Linked DNA regions of Homo sapiens: region 1 is linked to region 2. Evidence: chromatin contacts called from ENCODE Hi-C or POLR2A ChIA-PET data. All regions are on one chromosome and are shown on one strand. The core of a region is the stretch at or near the end of the contact, and the rest is flanking DNA. Distances in the headings are between cores, read along the strand shown. Region 1 holds the start of NLRX1 (NLR family member X1). Region 2 has its middle 13 kb from the start of CXCR5.

What was found. A loop is a pair of places that touch in the nucleus more often than their neighbours do. ChIA-PET counts read pairs that join two places held with the same protein, here RNA polymerase II (POLR2A).
Region 1: a loop to region 2 is called in a map of gastrocnemius medialis, with 33 times the contacts of the local background. The contact joins the promoter of NLRX1 here to the enhancer-like site in region 2. A Hi-C loop is called at or near these places in 1 of 168 maps with a recorded cell type or tissue (gastrocnemius medialis). POLR2A ChIA-PET finds 5 or more read pairs at or near these places in 2 of 52 experiments (B cell and activated naive CD8-positive, alpha-beta T cell).

What each region holds. Positions count from the first base shown.
Region 1 is chr11:119,167,375-119,170,074 of GRCh38, forward strand. NLRX1 (NLR family member X1) reads left to right here and starts at 1,351. Exons shown (of 10, transcript NM_001282144.2): 1 at 1,351-1,928. RefSeq lists a silencer at 1,260-1,869 and enhancers at 1,441-2,146, 2,147-2,700.
Region 2 is chr11:118,869,395-118,872,138 of GRCh38, forward strand. No RefSeq gene overlaps it. Among named protein-coding and RNA genes, the nearest start is that of CXCR5, 13 kb to the right of the region's middle. RefSeq lists silencers at 667-716, 727-816 and an enhancer at 1,247-1,326. Within about 2 kb of position 1,422, at least 33 of the 41 ENCODE cell types and tissues checked have a DNase peak (open chromatin) inside an H3K27ac peak, as active enhancers do; they include B cell and gastrocnemius medialis, where a contact is called at or near this core.

The DNA of each region.
Region 1 (2,700 bases), core at 101-2,600, 300 kb after region 2:
GTTTCACCACGTTGCCTAGGTTGGTCGTGAACTTCTGAGCTCAGGCAATCCGCCTGCCTTGGCCTCCCAAAGTGCTAGGATTACAGGCATGAGCCACCATGCCTGGCCAATTTTTGTTATTTTTAGTAGAGACGGGGGTTTCACCATGTTGGCCATGGTGACGAGTTTGAGCTGGTCCCAAACTCCTGGCCTCAGGAGATCTGCCCTCACCCCCAGCCTTCCAAAGTGCTGAGATTACAGGTGTGAGCCACCGCGGCTGGTCCTCTGATTTATTTTTTCAGATCCAGTACAAATGTTACCTCCTCTGCACTCCCTTTTCCAGACTCTCCTAATGCCTTGCCTCTGCCACTGAAGTACATCATTTGTTTGTCTGTTTTTTATATTTTTATTTTCTATTTTCATTTTAAATAGAGACAGGGTCTCACTATGTCACCCAGGCTGGTCTCAAACTCCTGGTCTCAAGTGATCCTCCTGCCTCGGCCTTGAAGTACATCATTTGTAAATGTGGTAGTTGATTCCATTAAAGTGAGGTGCCTGCCTTGCTGTGGTTGGCAGCCCAGGGCCTAGTGCTGGACCTGGCTTGTGGGGGTGAGGTGCTCAGTGCTACCCAATACCACAGTACAACGAATGAACAAATGTCTAAATGAAACATCCACATTGTTTTCAGTAAGTCCTCTTCCCAGCCCTGCCCTGGAGAGCCTCTCTGTGGGTGCCCTAGTGCACAGCTCTGTTGTGTGAACATCGTACACTCATGCTTGCATACGAAGGCGTGCCCTGGCTGTGGGTGGTGGGTGGCTCCTCCTTCTGGGCTACGTGAGCCCAGGGTGTGGAAGTGTGTGGAAGTGTAGGGATAAGGGTGGGGGCTTTGGGAACTGGGAAGCCCCAGGGCTAGGCCATGAATGGGTGTCAGACCCGAAGAGCAGGTTGGGGTGCAAGTTGTCCTTCAGCCCCCATTCTTCCTTCTTTCTTAACCAAGGTTACCAGCAGCCACACACATAGGTCTGGGCTCTGAAGAGGACCGGATACATAAGGCAGAACCCAAGGAAGCCTTAGGCTCAGGTCTCTGCCTGAAGGTAGGCTGGGGAGGCGGAGAGGGACAGAGGGAAGAATCCCCTGGACACCGCGCCTCAGGGAGGCCCAGGGGTAAGGTAGGAAGACTCAGGCCCGGGATGTTGTTCTGGCTCATCCACTTCCTAACTGAATCAACCTGCACAAGTCATTTCACCCTTCTGAGCATCAGTTTCTTCATCTGTAAAATGGGCCTAACAAGCAGCCCAGCCTGGGAGGTGGTTAGTGAGGTCACTGGGTGTCACTGGCGCTTGGGAACCTGCAGAGGGCAGTACTAGCGGCAGTGCCCGCGGGGATGGAGGCAGGGAGGGGGGACGATGGCGGGACGGGTGGCGCCGGGGTTCCAGCCCTGCGCCTGCTCCGGAGCACCGGGCCCCTCTCGCTGACCCCCTCGTCCCAGGACCCCGCAGGCCCGAGTGCCTGGGCTCGTCCTCTTTCGCGCCCGCTGCCAGGTGCCAGGGCCGCGCAGGCGGGCGGAGGTGGGCAGGAAGCGCCACGCCGAGGAGCCGGGGACTCTGGGAGCTAGCGGGAGACGCCGGCGTCCGCCCAGCCGACCCCTCTGGGCCGCGGCCGACGGCTCCCGGAACTGGGCAGCCGCGGGTAAAGGCCTAGCGGGCTTGATAACCCCTGCGCCCTGGCTGGGAGGCCGCGCTGAGCGGGGGGCAGGGCGGGCCGGGGGAGGAGGCTGTGCAAGGGCCGCGGGGAGATCCCGGCCGAGAACGAGAGGGACGGAGCTGGGCGCTGAATGGCGGGCGTTCTGGCAAGTCTCCCCCTGCGTTCCCGAGGCCACCCGAAAGTAGGAGAGCTGTTTGGGACCCAGTTTGGTGGAGGAGCTCTGGACCTGTAGGAACACCGCCCCTGTACGTTTCCTGCAGTGCCCCCTCCTTTTCTCATTGCCCTGGAGACCTGGGTGATCACCGGAGAACTGCCCTCGGCCCCGCAAGTCCCGTCTTGACTCAGTGGCCCTAGATCCGAGGTTAAACCGGAACCTAGGCTTTCTCAGGCTTCTGGAGCCCTCTCTTAACCCTTCCGCAGCCCCTGGGACGGGCCAGCACCCAGCCAGCTCCTCCGCTGGTTGGCCCTGCTAAGGCAGGTGGCCCAATGCAGCCAGTTCTCCTTAAGCGTACCCTGCCCAAGAAGCCCCGATCTCAGTGGAGGAGACCAGGTGCCAAATAGGGGCACATTCCATTTAAGTGAGTTCAGAGGCCTCAGAAAAGACTTCCCAGGGACGGAGACTTTTGAGCAGGATCTTAAAAGATTGGTTGGGGCCCGAGTGGTGGCTCGCGCCTGCAGTCCCCGCACTTTGGGAGGGCAAGGCGGGCGGATCACTTGAGCCCAGGAGTTCGAGACCACCCTGGGCAACAATGGTGAAAACCCCGTCTCTACAAAAACCAAAGCCAAAAATTAGCCAGGTGTGGTGGCACACCACTTTAGTCCTAGCTACTCAGGAGGCTGAAGCAGGAGGATGGCTTGAGCCCAGGAGGTAGAGGTTGCTGTGAGCTGAGATCGTACTACTGCACTCCAGCCTGGGCAACAGAGCGAGAGACCCTGTCTCAGGAAAAAAAAAAAAAAAAAAAAAAAAAAAAAAAAAATTGGTTGGGACTCTAACAGAGGAAAAAGGTCATTCCAAAC
Region 2 (2,744 bases), core at 172-2,671:
ATAATAATAACAATTATTAAATTTAAAAATATTTTAACTTAAAAATATTATGTAATTAGATTTTTTTTTAATGCTGGAAGAAGCTTTCATTAACAGTTACAAGCCAGGCACAGTGGCTCATGCCTGTAATCCCAGCACTTTGGGAGGCCGAGTCGGGTGGATCACTTGATGTCAGGAGTTTGAGACCAGCCTGACCAACATGGTGAAACCCTGTATCTACTAAAAATACAAAAAAATTAGCCAGGCATGGTGGCGGGCACCTGTAATCCCAGCTACCTGCGAGGCCGACGCAAAAGAATTGCTTGAACCGGGATGGCGCCACTGCACTCCAGCTTGGGCAACAGAGTGAGACTCTGTCTCAAAAAAAAAAAAAATTGGTTACAGATTACACCTTGTTTTCTTTAAAGCCTTTAAAGAAAGTGTAATCTGTAACTATTAATAAAAGCTTCCCAAACAACGAAACTGTTTACTTTCCCGCGCAGGCTCAGGTTGCCTCCAGCTAAACACAAATGTGGGGGCTGGAGAAAGGCCTGGAGAGCTCCCAGCGCCCTCTGAGACATGGCTCCAGGTCACACAGCCCAAAGCCTTGGCCTGTTTTGTACGTGGACGGGGCAAAGAGAACACCCTCGCCGCTTCTCTCTGCCTTTAGCAGGGCTGTAGGAAACCCCCACCAGAGACCTCCAGCTTGGAGAGGAAAGAGTGGAACAGCCCTCTGGAAGCAAGTTACCCACAGGTTTAGTTTGCCTGGAGAGAAACAGGCCGGAGAGAGACTGCGGCCTCCCTAGGGTCTTCTGACGGCAAATTCCTCCAGCTCAGTGGCTGCTGGGCAGCAGCACAGCCGGTTTCTCTCAAGGGCACACCCCACACACCGCGTCACTGTGCACTAGCCTCAGATGACAGACAAGCCTTTCACAAGACTTTTGTGGCACTGTTCATTTCTGAGACCTTCTCTATGATGAGCTCAAACTGCTTACCTCAGAGAAGAAACTGCGTGCACAGAAAGCTGCTGAGGCCAGCTTGGGGCCCCTTCTTTCCTGTCCCTGGGCACTTCCCTGGCTGCTCTCTTTCCCCACTGCCCAGCCCAAGGAGTCCCCTCTGCAGCTGACCCGGGTTCAGCCTCCAGAACAGCGAGTTCCACAGCCCTGAAGCCTGGCCATCGTCCCTTTTCTGGACACTGGACTGGTTCATAGGGCTCAGTGCCCTGCGGCTTTCTCCTCCCCACCACAGGCCTGGGAGGGGCAAGAAGCACCAGTTTGTTTTCTGGGTCAGCCTGCAGCAAAGAGCGACTGCCCTCACCGACAAGCTGAGCCTCTCTCCCAGCAGCACCCCCACAGTAGCCAGCAGGGGACCCTGGAGGATCGTGGAGCTGGATCACCACCCAGAAGACATGAATTCCTCTTGTCCAGAGGCAGAACAACAGCAACAGCAGCCACTTATGCTCCTGTAGTTTCCAGAGCACCTTGCTTAATCGGAAGTAGGATGTTACACTCCAGAGACTACTGATTTACATATCACACATGTGCTCATCCATCCATTCACCAAACCTCTGTTGACTGCTCGCGCTGCCCTGCGTTCCTGGCACTGTGCAGGGTTATAATCTAGTAGGAAAGACCTGACAAGGTCACAGATGTCAGTACTGAAAGGAAGAGTAGGGTAGATGGCCACCCCACCCCCACCCCAACCTCAAAAAAGAGACTAAAAAATTACTGTCACTTGTGTAATTCATCAACAAACTTTACTGAGCACCTAATAGGCACTGAGTGTTTTCGTGTATTGATCACGCATTGATCCTCACAATAACCTTTGAGATGGGTTGTGCCATTTACACAGGGCGAAGAAGAGAGACTGGCCACTGTCACACAGCTACTGATATCCAAGCTGAGATCCAAAGCTCCTCTGCTTCTCCTGATGAGAATGAGCACCACAGGCAGGCCACAGAAAAACACCCAGGAGAGCCAAACTCAGACCCACCCCAGATTTCCCACCCCACCCTCCACTGGCTCCAACCTCACTCCCTCTTCATTCATTCAGCCAGTCTGTCAAACACAGTTATTGTACTCCTGTGGGGTGCAAAGCTCTTGAGGAAAGGGGAGGAAGGAAGAATCATAAATGGCTTTGTCACCCAAAGGCTGTGATATGGGCTTAGTGCGGAAATTAGAGTATCACTTATCAGCGTTGGGGCTGCCAGGGTTCAAAAAATACAGGTTAAGGGTGCCCGATCTCACCTTTGCGTTGTGGGTGGCCGGGGCGCAACGGTTTAACCTTGAATTTAGCAGGAGTCTCTTTGTACGAGAAAAGGGGCACCTGAGAATGGGCCCTTGAGGAGTAATTTAGGCTTTTCGGTCAATCCAGAGGAATATTATGGGAAAGGGCCGCGCCCGAATTCCCAGGAACTGGAGAAATCTTTAAGCAGAGGGGGTGGAGGGCACCAAAAAGAGGGAACGCTACTGGGGTTCAACTGGCTGGAGGACAGTGCACCCCCAATGGGGGAACCAAGAAATAAATTTGGGAAAAAACAGTAGACAATCTATAAAATTTTTTTTTTTTTTTTTTGAGACGGAGTCTCGCTCTGTCACCCAGGCTGGAGTGCAGTGGCGCGATCTCGGCTCACTGCAATCTCTGCCTCCTGGGTTCAAGCAATTCTCCTGCCTCAGCCTCCTGAGTAGCTGGGACTACAGGCATGCACCACCATGCCTGGCTAATTATTGTATTTTTAGTAGAGACGGGGGTTTCACCATGTTGGC